Linked DNA regions of Homo sapiens: region 1 is linked to region 2. Evidence: chromatin loops called from intact Hi-C (ENCODE). Cell type or tissue: A673. All regions are shown on one strand. Each heading gives the region's core, and the rest is flanking DNA. Links, peaks and the distances in the headings are about the cores only.

What was found. Hi-C counts contacts between places; a loop is a spot of excess contacts. Peaks named below come from ENCODE experiments on the same cell type or tissue, not always from the same donor. Only the 100,000 strongest peaks of a DNase experiment are listed, where the experiment ranks them.
Region 1: it touches region 2 in a loop (4-fold over the local background); 2 of 110 quality-filtered maps call a loop at or near these places.

What each region holds. Positions count from the first base shown.
Region 1 is chr9:77,021,496-77,030,116 of GRCh38, reverse strand. No RefSeq gene overlaps it. Among named protein-coding and RNA genes, the nearest start is that of FOXB2, 6.2 kb to the right of the region's middle. In A673, for the core only: no CTCF peak of the experiment used is centred there; no DNase peak of the experiment used is centred there; H3K27me3 peaks cover 6,843 bases.
Region 2 is chr9:77,094,903-77,103,523 of GRCh38, reverse strand. No RefSeq gene overlaps it. Among named protein-coding and RNA genes, the nearest start is that of VPS13A, 78 kb to the left of the region's middle. In A673, for the core only: no CTCF peak of the experiment used is centred there; a DNase peak (open chromatin) is centred at 3,933; H3K27me3 peaks cover 1,022 bases.

The DNA of each region.
Region 1 (8,621 bases), core at 160-8,159, 73 kb after region 2:
TAAGAGGTGGGCATAACTAGGTCTGAGTCGGCCTCTGGAGTTCTCTGACAAGGAATACATTTCTAGGAGTAACTGGAATGAGAAAGCAACTTTTTTGTATATTAAAGAAATATCATCAGGCCGGGCTCCATGGCTCACACCTGTAATCCCAGCACTTAGGGAGGCTGAGACAGGCAGATCACCTGAGGTTGGGGGTTGGAGACCAGACTGACCAACATGGAGAAACCCCGTCTCTACTAGAAATACAAAATTGGAAGGGTGTGGTGGCACAGGCCTATAATCCCAGCTACTCTGGAGGCTGAGGCAGGAGAGTTGCTTGAACCGGGGAGGCGGAGATTGCAGTGAGCTGAGAGCACGCCATTGCACTCCAGCCTGGGCAACAAGAGTGAAACTCCGTCAAAAAAAAAAAAAAAAAAATAGAAAAGAAAAAGAAAGAGAGAAAGAAAGAAAGAAAGAAGATCTATTTTGTATTTCAAGCTAGTAAAGCAGGATTTTTCATTTTTTTTTTAATTTTTTTTTTGAGATGGGGTTTTGTTCTTGTTGCCCAGGCTGGAGTACAATGGCACAGTTTCAGCTCACTGCAACCTCTGCCTCACGGATTCAAGTGATTCTCCTGCCTCAGCCTCTCAAGTAGCTGAGATTACAGGCACCCACCACCACACCCAGCTAATTTTTGTATTTTTAGTAGAGATGGGGTTTTACCATGTTGGCCAGGCTGGTCTCGAACTCCTGACCTCAGGTGATCTGCCCACCTTGGCCTCCCAAAGTGCTGGGATTACAGATGTGAGCCACTGCGCCTGTCCAAAGCAGGATATATTTAGTTTTACTTGGATTCTCTTTTTCCTTTGGGTTAGAAATTCAGTCTTATAATTTCAACAGTTTTAGTTCTCCATTGAAACTTACTTGAAAATCTACATCTCAATTATCTGTGACCATTTTCAATAAGTTATCAGGCTTCTGGCATAAAAGTTGGGAGATGTTCACCCTTCTGAAACATGCAATAATCGTGAGTAGCTGTAGGTTTTTTGAATTAAAAAAAAAAAAAAACAATTTTGGCATAGATAGGGAAGACACAATACAGGTTTAATCAAAGTAATAGAACTAGTATCTAAAACTTTTCCCCTTGAAAACCTTGCCATTCCACAAAAAGAGTTGCCAGCTAGAATTAATAAAAAGTACAGTACTATTTTGGAAAACTGTATATTATTTTTCATTTGCAAGGAAATGCCTAACCTGGTAGAATGTAGAACTTTGTGTCAATTATCTTCTTAATTTCAAAAAGGGTTTAAGGCTACTAAAAATTCATGAAACACAAAAGGTGAAAAGAGAGGAAGCCAGTAGAAGAAGTAATACAATGACGTGAATTTTACTCTTCAGCAAGCCCCCAAGCCATTTTGGGGCCTCACCAGCAAAGACTCTGACTCAGCAGATGTCAAGTGGTGCCTGAGACTGTGTGCCCTTCTAGCAAGCGCTCAGGTGAGGCTGATGTTGCTGGAACCCAGACCACACTTTGAGAAGTTCTGTGCTGTGATAGTTAATTTTAGGTGTCTACTTGAGTGGATTAGGGGATAAATACCGAGAGACTTGCTAAAGCATTATTTTAGGGTGTGTCTGTGAGGGTGTCTCCAGAGGAGATTGGCATGTGAATCTGAGTAGATTAAGTGGGGAAGACCACCCTCAGTGTGGGTGGGCACCATCCAATTGGCTGGGGACCTGGACAGAGCAAAAACAAAGGACAGGCAAAATTGGTCTTTCTCTCCTGGAGCTCGATTTTAACCCCTTAACATTTCTTCTTTCCAGCTCTATGGCACAGTGATTCTCAGAAAATTCCTGAAGTAAAGCGGTAGCCTCATTTTCTTCCTGAAGGGCTGGCTGCAATGGGGGCTGTGGTGCAAGGCACAGCGGGAAGATAGCAAGCTGTGCAGGGTTCCATGTGTCTTTGCTGCTGTTTGGTTTTATATTTCAATCAGTCAGCTCTTCACCCATCCCCCTAGACTTAAACTACTATTTTAAAATGATCTGCTGGGTGAAGTGGCTCACGCCTGTAATCCCAGCATTTTGGGAGGCCGAGGTGGGTGGATCATCTGAGGTCAGGAGTTCAAGACCAGCCTGGCCAACATGGTGAAACCCCGTCTCTACTAAAATACAAAAATTAGCCAGGTGTGGTGGTGGGCACCTGTAATCCCAGCTACTTGGGAGGCTGAAGCAGGAGAATTGCTTGAACCCAGGAGGCAGAGGTTGCAGTGAGCCGAGATCGTGCCACTGCACTCCAGCCTAGGCAACAGAGTGAGATTCTGTCTCAAAAAAAAAAATTAAAATTAAAAACTTAACAAAAGATCCACATTTTGTTAAAATGCCAGTTATATTGGCTGAATATATTTTTGAGTAATTATTTTCCTAATTATTAAAATAAAACCTAATTGGTGCAGATAATCTAAAACAACCTAGAACATATGGAAAACACACATAAAAAATGACATTTCACCAACCTAAAGACATTACTGTTAATATTTGGTATAGTGCTCTTTAGTATCTTTTCAATGTATGTTACAGGGTTGAGACCGTACTGCATCTATTAAATAGTTTTTCCTCAATAGGATTTCATAATCTTTTTTTTTTTTTTTTAATGGAGTCTTGCTCTGTCACCAGGCTGGAGTGCAGTGGCACTATCTTGGCTCACTGCAACCTCTGCCTCCTGGGTTCAAGTGATTCCCCTGCCTCAGCTTCCTGAGTAGCTGAGACTACAGGTGTGTGCCACCATGCCTGGCTAATTTTTTTGTATTTTAGTAGTGACAGGGTTTCACCATATTGGTCAGGATGGCCTTGATCTCCTGACCTGGTGATCCGCCTGCTTCGGCCTCCCAAAGTGCTGGGATTACAGGTGTGAGCCACTGTGCCTGGTCTTTTTTTTTTTTTTCATAATCATTTTCTACTAGAAGTAAATTTTCATAAACATTACTTATAATGACTGCATGATATTCCATAGTATGCAAATAGCATAATTTATTTAAACATTTCCCTATGGGGATTTAGGTTAATTCCTATAAAATAAATTACAACAAAGTTAATGTCACAGAATCCTCATCCTGAGGAATTCGCAGGCAGACTAAAGCCTCATCTTTTTAGGCAATAAATGAGGCTGAGAGTTACATAGTTTACTCTCTTTAGTGTCATAGATATAGTAATATACATTGAAATAATTGATCTATAGCTTCCTGAGAGAAAACCAAAACAATGGCATTAGGTTAGAAAATTGAAATTTAGGCCAGGTGCGGTGGCTCACACCTGTAATCCCAGCACTTTGGGAGGCCAAGGAGGGAGGATCACAAGGTCAGGAAATCGAGACCATCCTGGCTAACACGGTGAAACCCTGTCTCTACTAAAAATACAGAAAAATTAGCCGGGCATGGTGGTGGGCACCTGTAGTCCTAGCTACTTGGGAGGCTGAGGCAGGAGAATGGCGTGAACCCGGGAGGTGGAGCTTGCAGTTAACCAAGATTGCGCCGCTGTACTCCAGCCTGGGCGACAGAGCAAGACTATGTCTCAAAAAAAAAAAAAAAGAAAAAGGAAATTGTAATTTAATTTTATTTTTGCTTGGTTAGTATTGGAGGCACATTTCTGCCTCTCCCTCCTTCCCTCTTTCCTTCCTTTTTAAATCTGTGTGTTTCAGCTTTGTGAAACCTTTCTGGAATAAATCTAGTTTAGCTGGTCCTGGACCTCAGCTCCCTAGCTCCTTTCTTCCCAGGTATCCTTCTGCAGTAACAGTAGAAACATGTTGTCCAGGAAGGTGTTGACAAGACTGGCAGTGTCTCAGATCGGATAGCAAATTTTAACTCCTTTTAAAAATGATGCTGCAGTTATGAGGTCAGTGACTTATGAGCAAAGCTTGGATGTCTCAGGTATACAAAAGACACTGTTCCTTGTGTCAGGAAAGAACTGTTTGGATTAAATTAAATACAAAAAGAACCTCCTTCCAATATTCTTTTAAAATGTTTTCATGAATCACTATGTTAGCTTTTAAAAAGTGTTTGATAATTTTATAACATCCTTTTTAATGTGGCATCCAGTGTGGCTCTTCAGTCTAAAGAAATGTTACTATAATCATATAACTGTAGTTCTCAGATGCTTTATTTTCTGCTTAATAATATATGTGCTTATCATGTGACTGAGTATAGATCATATGAATATATTATGGCTTAAAACTCAGAATTTGAATTTCGTGGACTGTGCTAAAATTCAATAAAACTACATTTGGATGCAAGGGGGAAAGAGAAACATGTGGCTTGAATTTTCCTTAAAACACACAGGGAATAGTTAAAGGGGAAAAGTGCTTGGGACAGAGTATAGCTGAAGTTTTGCCAGACTCATACCATTTAAACAATGGTTTAAGACTGAATTAAAATCCCAAGCAGATCTCTTTAATCTCCCCCAAAGGATATAAGGTAGCTTTTCAACTTTGTAAGATAAAGTTAATGTAAATACTTCGAATGAGCAAAATGGGGAATGCTGGACTTGAAGAAATTGTTTTTGTCCTCTGGAATTCAAGGTCTTCCCAGCTACACTTGGATCCTCACTCTGCCTTTAAACCCAAAAGAGGTTAGCTTATCCCTGGCTTTTGCAACTATTTCTTTAGTTTTCCATTTTCAACGCTAACTCCACCCTGCTCTTGCACTCCCACACAGACTCACAGACACACAATCTGGTTAACACAAATACCTCTTCAAGTCCTTGCCACATCATCCAAGCCTGAACATGTCCCCAGGCTATCCTTTCTTCCCATTTCATAGTTAGATACAATGAAAAATGAAATGGCATTGGAATGAAATGGAATGAAAATGGCAATTTTGTCAGATGAATGGAATTTGAGGAGAATCAGTGGCTTTAATGATCAGTGTTGCTTCTCCTAAGGCACTCTATTTCCACACTCAGCTGGAGTCTTCCTGTACTAGTGCCAAGCAGGCAAATGTCACCTTTGAATCCCAGGAGGAGATGTGTTGATCAGCCTTCTAAACTGCTCAATGCAAAGATGCTTGGAATTCAGCAGTGCCACTTCCAGCTAACTGGCTCTGATTCCTATGGATGCAACTAGTCCTCCTCCCTGGCTGGACTAATGCCAGTCTACTTAAGGAGATAATTGACCACAAGCCAGCCTTTCTGACAGGCTTCCTAAGTGCCAGATGCCAACTGTGCCAGTCCCGGCCCTTATGGGAAGGCCTGTTCTCCTTGGGATGATAGCTAACGTAGCTTCATCCTAACCTTGGCCCTTAACTCTGTTCTCAACTTCCCTCCAAAATATAATCAAGTGGTTCATTCCAAGTTGTTTTCTTTCTACTTTTATTTTAAGAATATCAACACCACCCTCCTTCCTCATTGCTTCTCTTCGTCTTTCTCAGGGTTCACTTAAGTGGGATACAGGCTAAACAACTACAGCCTTTTCTATCATCCTGGAAACTAGGAGCATGACTTCATGTTGAGAGGGTTACCAAAATATCATCATTAATTTATTATTCCTCTTATACAGGTTTTAGTGGTTCTCTATAAACTTCCATTATTGCCAAACCAATACTTTGTCAATGGTTGGACCCCTATTAGCATATTTAAAATAAGCACCAAACTCGGCCCGGATGTCTTTGAGTGGATGTGTTTTGGCACTTGGATATATAGATATGATTCTGGTGACAGCAGTGAGCCTGGGCCTGGGGGGTCTCCCAGTCCTGGTATCCCAAAGGCCTGTCAAGACTATTCCTTGCTAGGTTCCCGGCTTGGCAACGCCGGTAGTAGGTGCTACTGGGGATGAAGCCCTCACAATACAGTTAGGGTTCAAGGAACCCAGGCGCCATCTTAATGAAGAAGGGTCTTCAGGGCGGTGTCCAGGGCCTTAATTGGGGTCTCCCTTGGGATCAGGGCCTTGGCAGAAAAGCCCCGCCCCCTTGTTTATTTACACGAACCCCCCCCACCTTCTCCAGTCTCCACTTCGTTCACAGCTTCCTTTGTGAACCAAGGTTCCCTTCTGGATGAAAACTGTGCCTCCTCATCTCTGCTCTTTCTCTCCTTCTCCTTACTGTGAAAACCAAACCAAACCACTGTGTTTACCTCACTGATGCAGGAGGGGGTTCCACGGCAGGGGCTGGGTGCCGGGAAGCTTCATGGCCCACAGCTTCCTCTCTTTCTGGAGAGGCTGACCCTTGAGCCAGCCCACCCGGCGCCGCAGGTCGCTTTGGGCCTCACCTCTCTCCTGAAAGCAGGACCGAGGGCACCCCTAAAAAGCACACTGGGCCTTTCAGGCAGGTGAGAAAGAGAGAGGAGGTGCTTTGAAGAAACCCCTGGGATCCCAGGCCCTTCTTCTGGCCGGGTAACTCGCTGCTGCTAAACTAGGTTGGGGCCGGGGCTTCAGATCACCTGGAGATGGACAAGGAAGCCAGACCCCAAAGTTCCCCCAGATTTATAACTCCCGTGTCAGGGTCCCCTCCGCCTTCTTTCTTTTCTCTTTCAATAGTCCCAGAATAACAGAGAGGAAAACCTCACAGGAAACGTGGCAGTCTCAAGCTGGAAGAATGGGATATACTCCCGAATTGTTTGAGCCCCCAAAACAAAACTTCTGGCCTAAGAAATGTCTCCCAGGCGAAGTCAAAACTTTGAGGCACGCCGCAATGGGATTTGTAAATAAGGGATTCGTTGAAACACCTAGTTTTAAGATGTAACCTAACTTCCTCCCCATTCCTGCCCCTGCCATTGTCATTCTGTGCATGGGTGGTCTTTTGGCTTTTTATTTTATTCTGATGAAAGGTCAGAGGTGACTTTCGTTGGCCTGGCTGGGCACACGGAAGCTGGTTCAAAGTAGACCTGTGCTAAAGGGTGGAGGGCGGAGGCCGGGACGCGGCTTCCCAGGCCCCAGCGGAGGCGCCGCACCCTGCCGGGGCCTCCTGGCCCACTCCCAGAGCAGCTCTGCAGCAGCCGCTGCCCAAGGGTTCCCTTCCCGCAGCTCGAGCAGCTTGGCCGCCGGCTTTCACCCACCAAGAACTCTGCGGTCCCAGGCCCCAGGCTGTGGCCTCCCGCGAGGCGCGGTGTCGGCGCGCAACAGGTCTTCTAGGCGGCGGTGGCTGGGCGCGCTTGCCTAGTTGATGCGGCAGCGGCAGTGTCCCGGCGCCAACCCGGCTGCCTCCGTCCAGGACCGCAGACTTAAGGGGGCGCCGTCGGGCACCCACCCCGCTGACACCGAGTTCCTGGCCTTAGATGGTAGTCGAGGACCTCAAAATGGGAGAGAGGTGACGGATAGTGGTGACAGGAAAAACGCACTGTTGCGGGTTTTTGCTAATTCAGTCTCTACCATGGTGGTGGACTTAAGTTCAATTAGGAAACGGACATATTAAAAATAGGTGGTGGCCGGGCGTGATGGCTCACGCCTGTAATCCTAGCACTTTGGGAGGCCCAGATGGGACGATTGTTTGAGATCGGAAGTTCGAGACCAGCCTGGTAAACATAGTGGGATCTTGTCTCTAAAATACTACTACTAATAATAATAGATAGTAAAAGAGATGATTGTGCCAAAGGCTGAAAGGAGCAATGAAGGAAATCGGTGCTTACTGGTGGCTCGCCCGTGTACTCACCCCTTTGAAGTTCTGAAGTTAAGAAATAAGAGGGAGGGGAAGGATTTGCAAAGTACCCTAACCTAACTGTGGGCACTCAAACCACGGCCTCATCCTTGGAGAACTGAAACACCTTCACACGGGGCTAGCATAGATATCCAGAGAGAAGCTTTAATAGAGAACACCGCGTACAACACCAGCAGACATAAACAAAGTCACAACCCGAACGCGGCGCGGACAAGAGGCGGAGGTGACTTAGAGCCAAAGGGCAAAGCGGATTTCTCCCCACTCTGCCCCCCTCCATTCCCAAAATTGTGTCGCGAGTAAAGTGCTATTCCCTGGGGCTCAAGAGGGGGGAAGGGCAAGAGCGACAAGGCAAGTTTCTTTCCCATTCACGAATTGAAACTGAAGAATTAATTCGCCTGAAAGACATAAGCGCTCAAACAGCACACGGAATACAAAAACAGCCGCAGCGTGCAAAGGTGACTGGGTGGTCCCCTTGCTTCCGTCCGAGGAGACTGGAAGGGAACAGCCATGGAACGTTTCTGCAAGCGTTAAGAGCAATATTGTCGAGTGATGTGCCGAGTTTTTCCTGCATTCGTAAGTTAGGGAAACAAAATCCCGCTATACAAGTGATTTGTTTCCTTAAAATTCCAAATAGAAAGGATCGTGGGAATTCACATTATTCTTGGGCTCTCATCCGACTGATACCCAAACAAGTTGCAGGTGGAAAGTCGCCTGTATTGTCTCCCTTTGGTTGTGTTTCCCAACTTTTGGAATTTGGGGCTTTACCCTTTAAGCTGCTGCCATTCTCTTTTGTACAAACTAATTGCTCTAGAGGTTCCTCCTATCCTTCTTGACCCCCAGGTCAGAGCCAAGAACCTTAGCTGTTTCCCAAAGATATTTCGTGGGGTTCCCGCTGCCTCCTCTCCTCCCCTTCCCCCTCCAAAGCGACTTTATTCATGACACCGTTTCCTTGCCCATTTAGCTGACTAGGAAAATAACGGTATCAAACGCTTCCTCTTTTCCTTCTTA
Region 2 (8,621 bases), core at 137-8,136:
GTATTCAGAGACTGTGCTGAAGTTCCTTATCAGCTTAAGCTTTTGGGCTGAGACTAAGGGGTTTTCTAGATACAGGATCATGTCATCTGCAAACAGGGATAGAAATTCCTATTTGGATGCCCTTTATTTCTTTCTTTTGCCTGATTGCCCTGGCCAGGACTTCCAATACTATGTTGAACAGGAGTGGTGAAAGAAGGCATCCTTATCTTGTGCCGGTTTTCAAGAGGAATGCTTCCAACTTTTGCCCATTCAGTATGATGTTGGGTGTGGGTTTCTCATATATGGCTCTTATTATTTTGAGGTGTGTTCCTTCAATACGTAGTTTATTGAGAGTTTTTAACATGAATGGAGTTAAATTTTATCAAAAGCCTTTTCTGCATCTACTGAGATAATCATGTGGGTTTTGTCTTTAGTTCTGTGATGAGTCACATTTATTGATTTGCATATGTTGAACCAACTTTGCATCCTAGGGATTAAGCCTACTTGATCGTGGTGGATAAGCTTTTTGATGTGCTACTGGATTCAGTTTCCCAGTATTTGCTGAGGATTTTTGCACTAATGTTCATCAAGGATATTGGCCTAAAGTTTTCTTTTATTGTTGTATCTCTGCCAGGTTTTGGTATCAGGATTATGCTGGCCTCGTAGAATGGGTTAGGGAGGACTCTCTCCTCCTTAACTTTCTGGAATAGTTTCAGTAGAAATGGTACCAGCTCTTCATACATCTGGTAGAATTTATCTGTAAATCCATCTGGTCCTGGCCTTTTTTTGGTTGGTAGGCTATTTATTACTGCCTCAATTTCAGAGCTCATTATTGTTCTGTTCAGGGATTCAATTCCTTCCTGGTTCACTCTAGGGAGAGTGTATATGACCAAGAATTTATCTATTTCTTCTAGATTTTCTAGTTTATGTGCATAGAGTAGAGTTGTTCATAGTATTATCTGATGGTTGTTTGTATTTCTGTGGGGTCAGTGGTAATATTCCCCTTGTTGTTTCTGATTGTGTTTATTTGAATCTTCTCTTTCTTCTTCTTTGTTAGTCTAGCTAGCAGTCTATTTTACTAATTTTTTCAGAAAACTAGCTCCTGGATTTATTGATCTTTTGAATGATTTTTCATGTCTCAATCTCCTTCAGTTCAGTATTGGTTTTGGTTATTTCTTGTCCTGCTAGCTTTGGGATTGGTTTTCCCTTGGTTTTCTAGTTCTTTCAGTTGTCATGTTAGGTTGTTAACTTGAGATTTTTCTAACTTTTTGATGTGGGCATTTAGTACTATAAAATTCACTCTTCACACTGCCTTAACTGTGTCCCAGAGATTCTGTATATTGTATCTTTGTTCTCATTAGTTTCAAAGAACTTCTTGATTTCTGTCTTAATTTTACTATATACACAAAAATCATTCAAGAGTAATTATGCAATCTCCATGTAATTGTATGGTTTTGAGTGAATTTCTTAGTCTTCATTTATAATTTGATTGCACCGTGACCCTAGAGACTGTTATAATTTCAGTTCTTTTGCAATTGCTGAGGAGCGTTTTACTTACAATTATGTGATTGATTTTAGAGTATATGCCATGTGGCAATGGGAAGAATGTATATTCTGTTGTTTTGGGGTGAAGAGTTCTGTAGTTGTCTATCAAGTCCATTTGATCTAGAGCTGAGTTCAGGTCCTAAATATCTTTGTTAATTTTCTACCTCAATGACCTGCTAATGTTGTCAGTGGGGTGTTAAAGTCTCCCACTATTATTGTGTGGGAGTCTAAGTCTCTTTGTAGGTCTCTAAGAACTTGCTTTATGAATCTGTATGCTCCAGTGTTGGGTATGTATATATTTAAGATAGTTAGATCTTCTTGTTGAATTGAACCCTTTACCATTATATAATGCCTTTCTCTGTCTTTTTTTATCTTTGGTGGTTTAAAGTCTGTTTTGTCAGAAACTAGGATTGCAACCACTGCTTTTTTCTGTTTTCCATTTGCTTGGTAGATTTTTCTCCATCCCTTTATTTTGAGCCTATGTGTGTTGCTGCATGTGAGATGGGTCTCTTGAAGACAGTATACCAATGTCTTGGTTCTTGGTTCTTTATCCAGCTTGCCTCTCCATGTCTTTTAATTGAGGCATGTAGCCCATTTACATTTATTTATTTATTTTTGAGACAGAGTCTCGCTGTATAGCCCATGCTGGAGTGTAGTGGCACCATCTTGGCTCACTGCAACCTCTGCCTTTCAGGTTCAAGCGATTCTCCTGCCTCAGCCTCCCACGTAGCTGGAATTACAGGCACCCACCACAATGCCCAGCTAAGTTTTGTATTTTTAGTAGAAATGAGGTTTTGCCATGTTGACCAGGCTGCTCTCAAACTCCTGACCTCAGGTGATCCACCCACTTCGGGCTTCCAAAGTGTTGGGATTACCAGCGTGAGCCACTGTGCCTGCCCCATTTACATTTACAGTTAGTATTGATATGTGTGGATTTGATTCTGTCATCACGATGTTAGCTGGTTATTATGCAGACTCACAGTTCTGCAGGCTATATAGGAGGCATGGCCAGGAGGCCTCAGGAAGCTTACAATCATGACAGAAGGTGAAGGGGAAGCCAGCACATCTTACATGGTTGGAGCAGGAGGAAGAGAGAGCGAAAGAGGAAGCATTACACACTTTTAAAACAACCAGGTCTCATGAGAACTCATTCACTATCATGAGAACAGCAAGGGGGTAGTCTGCCCCCATGATTCAGTCACCTCTTACCAGGACTCTCCTCCAATGTGTGGGGATTACAATTCGACATGAGATTTGGGTGGGGACACAGAATCAAATCATATCACTCATTAACAGATGTTCTAAAATAAATAGTATTACAGTTTTTTTAAAGATGTATGTAATAGATTATCAGAATATTTGTATACAAATTAGGTAAACTTTTTTAAAAAATAAAACATATATTTAAAAGGGTAATTGTACTTGGCATTTAATCCTAGCACTTTGGGAGGATGCAACGGGAGGATTGCTTGAGCCCAGGAATTCAAGACAAGCTTGGGCAACATAGCAAGACTCCATCTTGACAAAACAAAAATTAGAGATTAAAGAAAGGGTAGGCTGGGTGCAGCGGCTCACGCTTGTAATCCCAGCACTTTGGGAGGCCAAGGCGGGCTCATCCATGTATCTTGATCTCACTTTCTTTAAGTCTTCCCTGCCCCCTTATCACTATCATCTTCCCCTCTTGTAAAATAAAACTCCCACATCTGCTTTTCCTTTCTTCCTTACTTTGCTTTATCTTTTTTTTTTTCTTTACTTATCCCTACCTGGTATGTTGTATATTTTCTTATTTGTATAAACTGTAAGCTCTGTCAGAGCAGAGGTTATTTCTTTCAATCCTTTATCCTAGATCCCAGAATGATACCTGGCATGCTGTAGGGAATCAATAAATATTTCTTGGATGAATGGCTTGATTTTAAAAAGTGGAGACTAAGGTGTCTATGTGGCTTTTAGTGAAGATGGCTCGCCTCTGTACTATTCATTGTAATTTGTCATTTGTATTTCTTATTATTGCTTCATCTTGATGTTATGAAGCCAAAACCTCTGCTTTAAGGTATAAAAGTAAATTCCCTAATAAGAGAGATAGATGCTTATGTGTGTAACAATCTACCAAAATGAAGGTTTGTCTCCACCTTGGTATGAAATGTATTATGGACCGTAATTATGGTCCATATTATGGACAGTATGCCAATGAAAGACATAGTAAAGAATGCGTGGGGAGTTTAATTGCAAGTCACCACTGCAGTTGAGTTCAACCTTTCTGCATAGAGCCATTCATCATGAGTGACAGGCAAGAGAGGAGGAGAAGCAGCAGATTCTTCCATGGATCACTCTCTCCCCTACTTGCCTCATCCTGTCATTCAGTTTACAGTCCTCTCTGTTGGCTGCAATCATTCCCAGAGGACGTATTTATCACCATGAAGAAAACTCGAATGACATCAGCAGCAGCACTTACAACTCTGTGCTGTGATCCAATAAATAATGTGTGCTCAGCATGTGGAAGTGGTGAAGCAGCCCTTAATATTATCAAAAACTAGGCAGGGTTCTCAAGCCCTGGCCTTACCTGGGAGCTGGTTAGGCACACAGAATCTCAAGCTCCGCCTCAGACCTGCACTTTAACAAGACTCCCGGTGATTTGTGTGGACACTGAAGTTTGAAAAGCACTAGTCTGTAGACTTGACTAATACCCAAAGCCATCATCTCCTTAAGACATGATTTTAAACCATCGTGTCACAAATAGAATCCAACTAAAGTGAGAAAATAAAGCTTTTCCTGTCTCACACTGGGGATGACATAGAAACAGAAGTTGAATTAACACGTTGAATTAACCTATGTGAGTTCATGGTTTCCAAAGCTTTTATGTGTAAATATCTTTCTGTTCCCTATAAGATGAGCATTATTATTCCTGTTTTCTGTGGAGTAAACTGATGTTCAGAAAAATGAACTGATTCTCCCAAGGTAATACAGTCAGTAAATGGAAATAAGATGGCCAGGACCAATCCTCCCCCAACCCCGCAACTCCCTAATCCCACTCTCTTCTACCCTATCACAACATTTTAAAGTTTTAAAAAAATCTCTTCTTTCCTTCTTTCACTCCTTCCTTTTCTCTCTTTCTCTTTTAAAAGGTGAAACATAGCTAGTCAAGGCATATTATTTTCTTTTTATGACTGAATCCCACATTTATTTAATGAAGTGCAGCTCTGAACAGAAGATCGATTTTTGATGATTCTTTGCAAATCATTTATTTGAATCTACCTGAAATGCCTCTGCTTCTGGAGAATGTTCATCACCGCAATCTGGTTTATGTTGTGTAGCTATAAATTATATATAAATTACATATAGAGAGATGTAGATAGAGAGATATTATATACAGATAAATTATATCTATATAAATTATATATAATCAGATATAAATCATATTGGCATATAATTTATATAGACAGAAATTAAGTGCATATTTGGATCAGCCAAATGAGTCCACAGCATTGTAGCAATCAGTAAAGCGATCCCCAGTGAAGTGAAATCACTCAGCTCTGGCTTATTTCTTAAATATGTATTAATGTTTAGGAACATTTTTGCCCCTAGAAAGAAAAATTTTTTTTATAATTTTGGGAGAAGAAATAAATTGTGAGGATTTGAGATAAGTGGGGGACACATGCAGGGGTTCCCAAAACCCATTTTAAAAAGATACACAAAAAATAGAAAGTATCTCTATTTTGACTTAATATGTGTGTGTGTGGGTGGGAGGAGCCCACTCTGTGGTTATGCACATGCACACACGTAATTTGATCCTAATGCCTACTTTAAAATCTTTCCTTAGAGCCTTTTAGGACAGATCCTATGCACTTTAGCTAATAATCTTTGCAGAATCTCTGGAAGACTGACAATAACAGCACTGAGAGGATTATACTCCTGTAAACAAAATTATAAGTGATTAAGATAGAGTACACTTACGGCCGGGCGCAGTGGCTCACTCCTGTAATCCTAACGCTTTGGGAGGCTGAGGCGAGCAGATCATGAAGTCAAGAGATCAAGACCATCCTGGCCAACATGCTGAAACCCCATCTCTACTAAAAATACAAAAATTAGCTGGGCGTGGTGGCGTGCGCCCATAGTCCCAGCTACTCAGGAGGCTGAGGCAGGAGAATCGATTGAACGCGGGAGGCGGAGATGGCGGCGAGCCGAGATTGCGCTCCAGCCTGGCAACAGAGTGAGACTCCGTCTCAAAAAAGAAAAGAGAGAGTATACTTAGATGAGCTCCAGAATGTCATCAAGGCTTGCATTTTAAAACTCTTCCAGCTCTTTTCTGTATATTCTTTGATAAAAGTAATGAAAGGAAGAACTGAAGTTTTAAAAGCTTTTTACTTCTCTACAAACCTCACATTAAATAGCCAGGGGAGGGGGTGGGGTGGGGGTGGGGTGGGGGGGCGGGGAGGGGTGGAGAATAAAATATTAAATGTAACAGACTTACAGGGTTTGTTTATTTTAAGTGTCAAAAAACAGTTCTGTTTGGGAATCAGAAATCCAGTTTTGAGAGAACACAACTTGGGTAGCCCCTGTTCTCCCATCAACATACCAGAGGGCTGTAAGTTATAAAAATATGGCTCAAGAAATAATAGTTGATATTCTGTACATGCATTAGGAGGTCTTGAGGGCCCGAGAAATGTGTATGGTCTACACATAAGGTAAATCATGTGAGTTCTCTATATAACTAGCTATTTTCACCAGCAATCGTTTAATTAAACATTGGAGCACTGTAGAAGGTTCATAGCTTATTGCCATTATTTAATATTTGTTTTATGACCAGCAAGGAAGGACTTGTGGGGACCAGCAATTTTTCTCTTGGGAAATAGATACAATCAGAACCATCAACCCCAAGCGTACATAAAACAGGATCTAAATCACATTTATCTCCCGCCAGAGAACCAGAAACACAGTGACTGTGTCTCCAGAATTAAAAATTAATAGCCGTAAAAGGGATATAAAAGGGGTGAAAAGGATGTAGATTTTGTAACAATACATAGGGAGCACCTAGAGGACCATTTATTTGCATTTTGAAACTGAAGAGTTACAAAGATGGTCAATTCTGTTGAACAGCTTTTAAACCTAAAAGGCTTGTTTGCAAAAACCAACTTGAATGCAGTTAAAGTGTTTTTAGCCTGAATTTGTAGAGCAGCTGACAGAAAAATGCAACCAGCAGTTGCAAAATCTCTTTATTTTGTAATGCTTGCATACAACTTTATTGTAATAATATTACTTTTTTTTCCAATTTTGCGGTTATTTGTGAAATCAAATATTGGCTCTGAGGGCAAAGAACCACTTGGATGTTAAGATGAAAGTAATGCAATCATAATATTTTCTAATTTATTTCATAATATGTTAGCACAAAGTAATTTATTTACTCATCCAGAGGTATTGTCAGCATGTTCTTTTTTTTTGAGATGGAATAGTCTCTGTCTGTTGCCCAGGCTGCAGTGCAGTGGTGTGATCTCGGCTCACTGGAACCTCCACCTCCCAGGTTCAAGCGATTCTCCTGCCTCAGCCTCCCGAGTAGCTGGGATTACAGGCACATACCACCACGCTCGGCTAATTTTTGTATCTTTTAGTAGAGACAGGGGTTTCACCATATTGACCAGGCTGGTCTAGAACTCCTGATGTTGTGGTCCGCCCGCCTTGGGCTTCCAAAGTGCTGGGATTACAGGCATGAGCCACTGCGCCTGGCCAGTATGTTACACTTTTAAAGAAAAAAGGCTAGGAATTATGTCCACTATATTCAACAAGACAATTGATATTCTGTGCTAGTCACAGTACAATTAATGGTATTTCATTAAATAAAATTTCTTGTTAAGCTGTATGTGAAAGGATTATACTTTATATTTATACGTAATTATATTTTATTTATTTATTTTTATTTTTATTTTTTTGAGACAGAGTCTCACTCTGTTGCCTAGGCTGGAGTGCAGTGGCGCAATCTCGGCTCACGGCAACCTCCCCATCCCGAGTTCAAGCAATTTTCATGCCTCAGTCTTCCAAGTAGCTGGGATTACAGGCACACGTCACCACGCCCGACTAATTTTTCTATATTTTGTAGAGAGTTTCACCATGTTGGCCAGGCTGGTCTCGAACTCCTGACCTCAAGTGATCCACCCACCTCGGCCTCCCAAAGTGCTGGGATTACAGGCATAAACCACCATGACTGGCCTATACATACTTATATTGATATCATACATTTTCTAAGAATTCCTATACTTTGGGATTTTAGGACATTTGTTGAATGAATAGCCATCGTATATTGCTCTCCTAGGCAACTGAAGGCAATAGGGTTAATACACTAGTGATCCCAATCAGCAGATGAAGAGCGTGAGGAAAGACAGGCTGGATGTTTGCCGACATCCTACGTTTAAAACATGCGACCTATCTTCTGGCTCCTGGAAGAAACATGAAGTGGAGAGGTCTAGATTACCTAGAACCTGATTGTGGCTCATCTTTGCCTACAAGAGTGGGGAAGCCTCTTCTTACCTCAGTCAGCAAGGAACTGATTATTTCTGCAGAGTGACTGTTGAGTCTATTAGAAATTGCCTTTAATTTTACACTTTTCTCTCACAGGTCAAAGTTAATTTTTTAAAACAAACAAACAATTATGGCTGAATCTTTCTTGCTTGAGATAGGATTGTTGTTTCTGAAACAACTTTGACCAGATATGATGGCTCATACCTATAATCCCAGCACTTTGGGAGGCTGAAGTGGGAGGATTACTTGAACCTAAATGTTGGAGATCAGCCTGGGCAACATAAGGATATGCCATCTCTAAAAAATACAAATAAAAAATTAGCCAGGCATGGTGGCACACACTTGTGGTCCCAGCTACTTGGGAGGCTGAGGTGGGAGGATCACTTGAGCCCGGGAAGTTGAGGCTGCAGTGAGCCATGATCACTGCATTCCAGTCTGGGCTACAGAGTGAGACCCTGTTTCAAAAAAATAAATGGCCAGGCGCAGTGGCTCGTGCCTATAATCCCAGCACTTTAGGAGGCCTAGGTGGGCAGATCACAAGGTCAAGAGATTGAGACCATCCTGGCCAACACGGTAAAACCTCGTCTTCA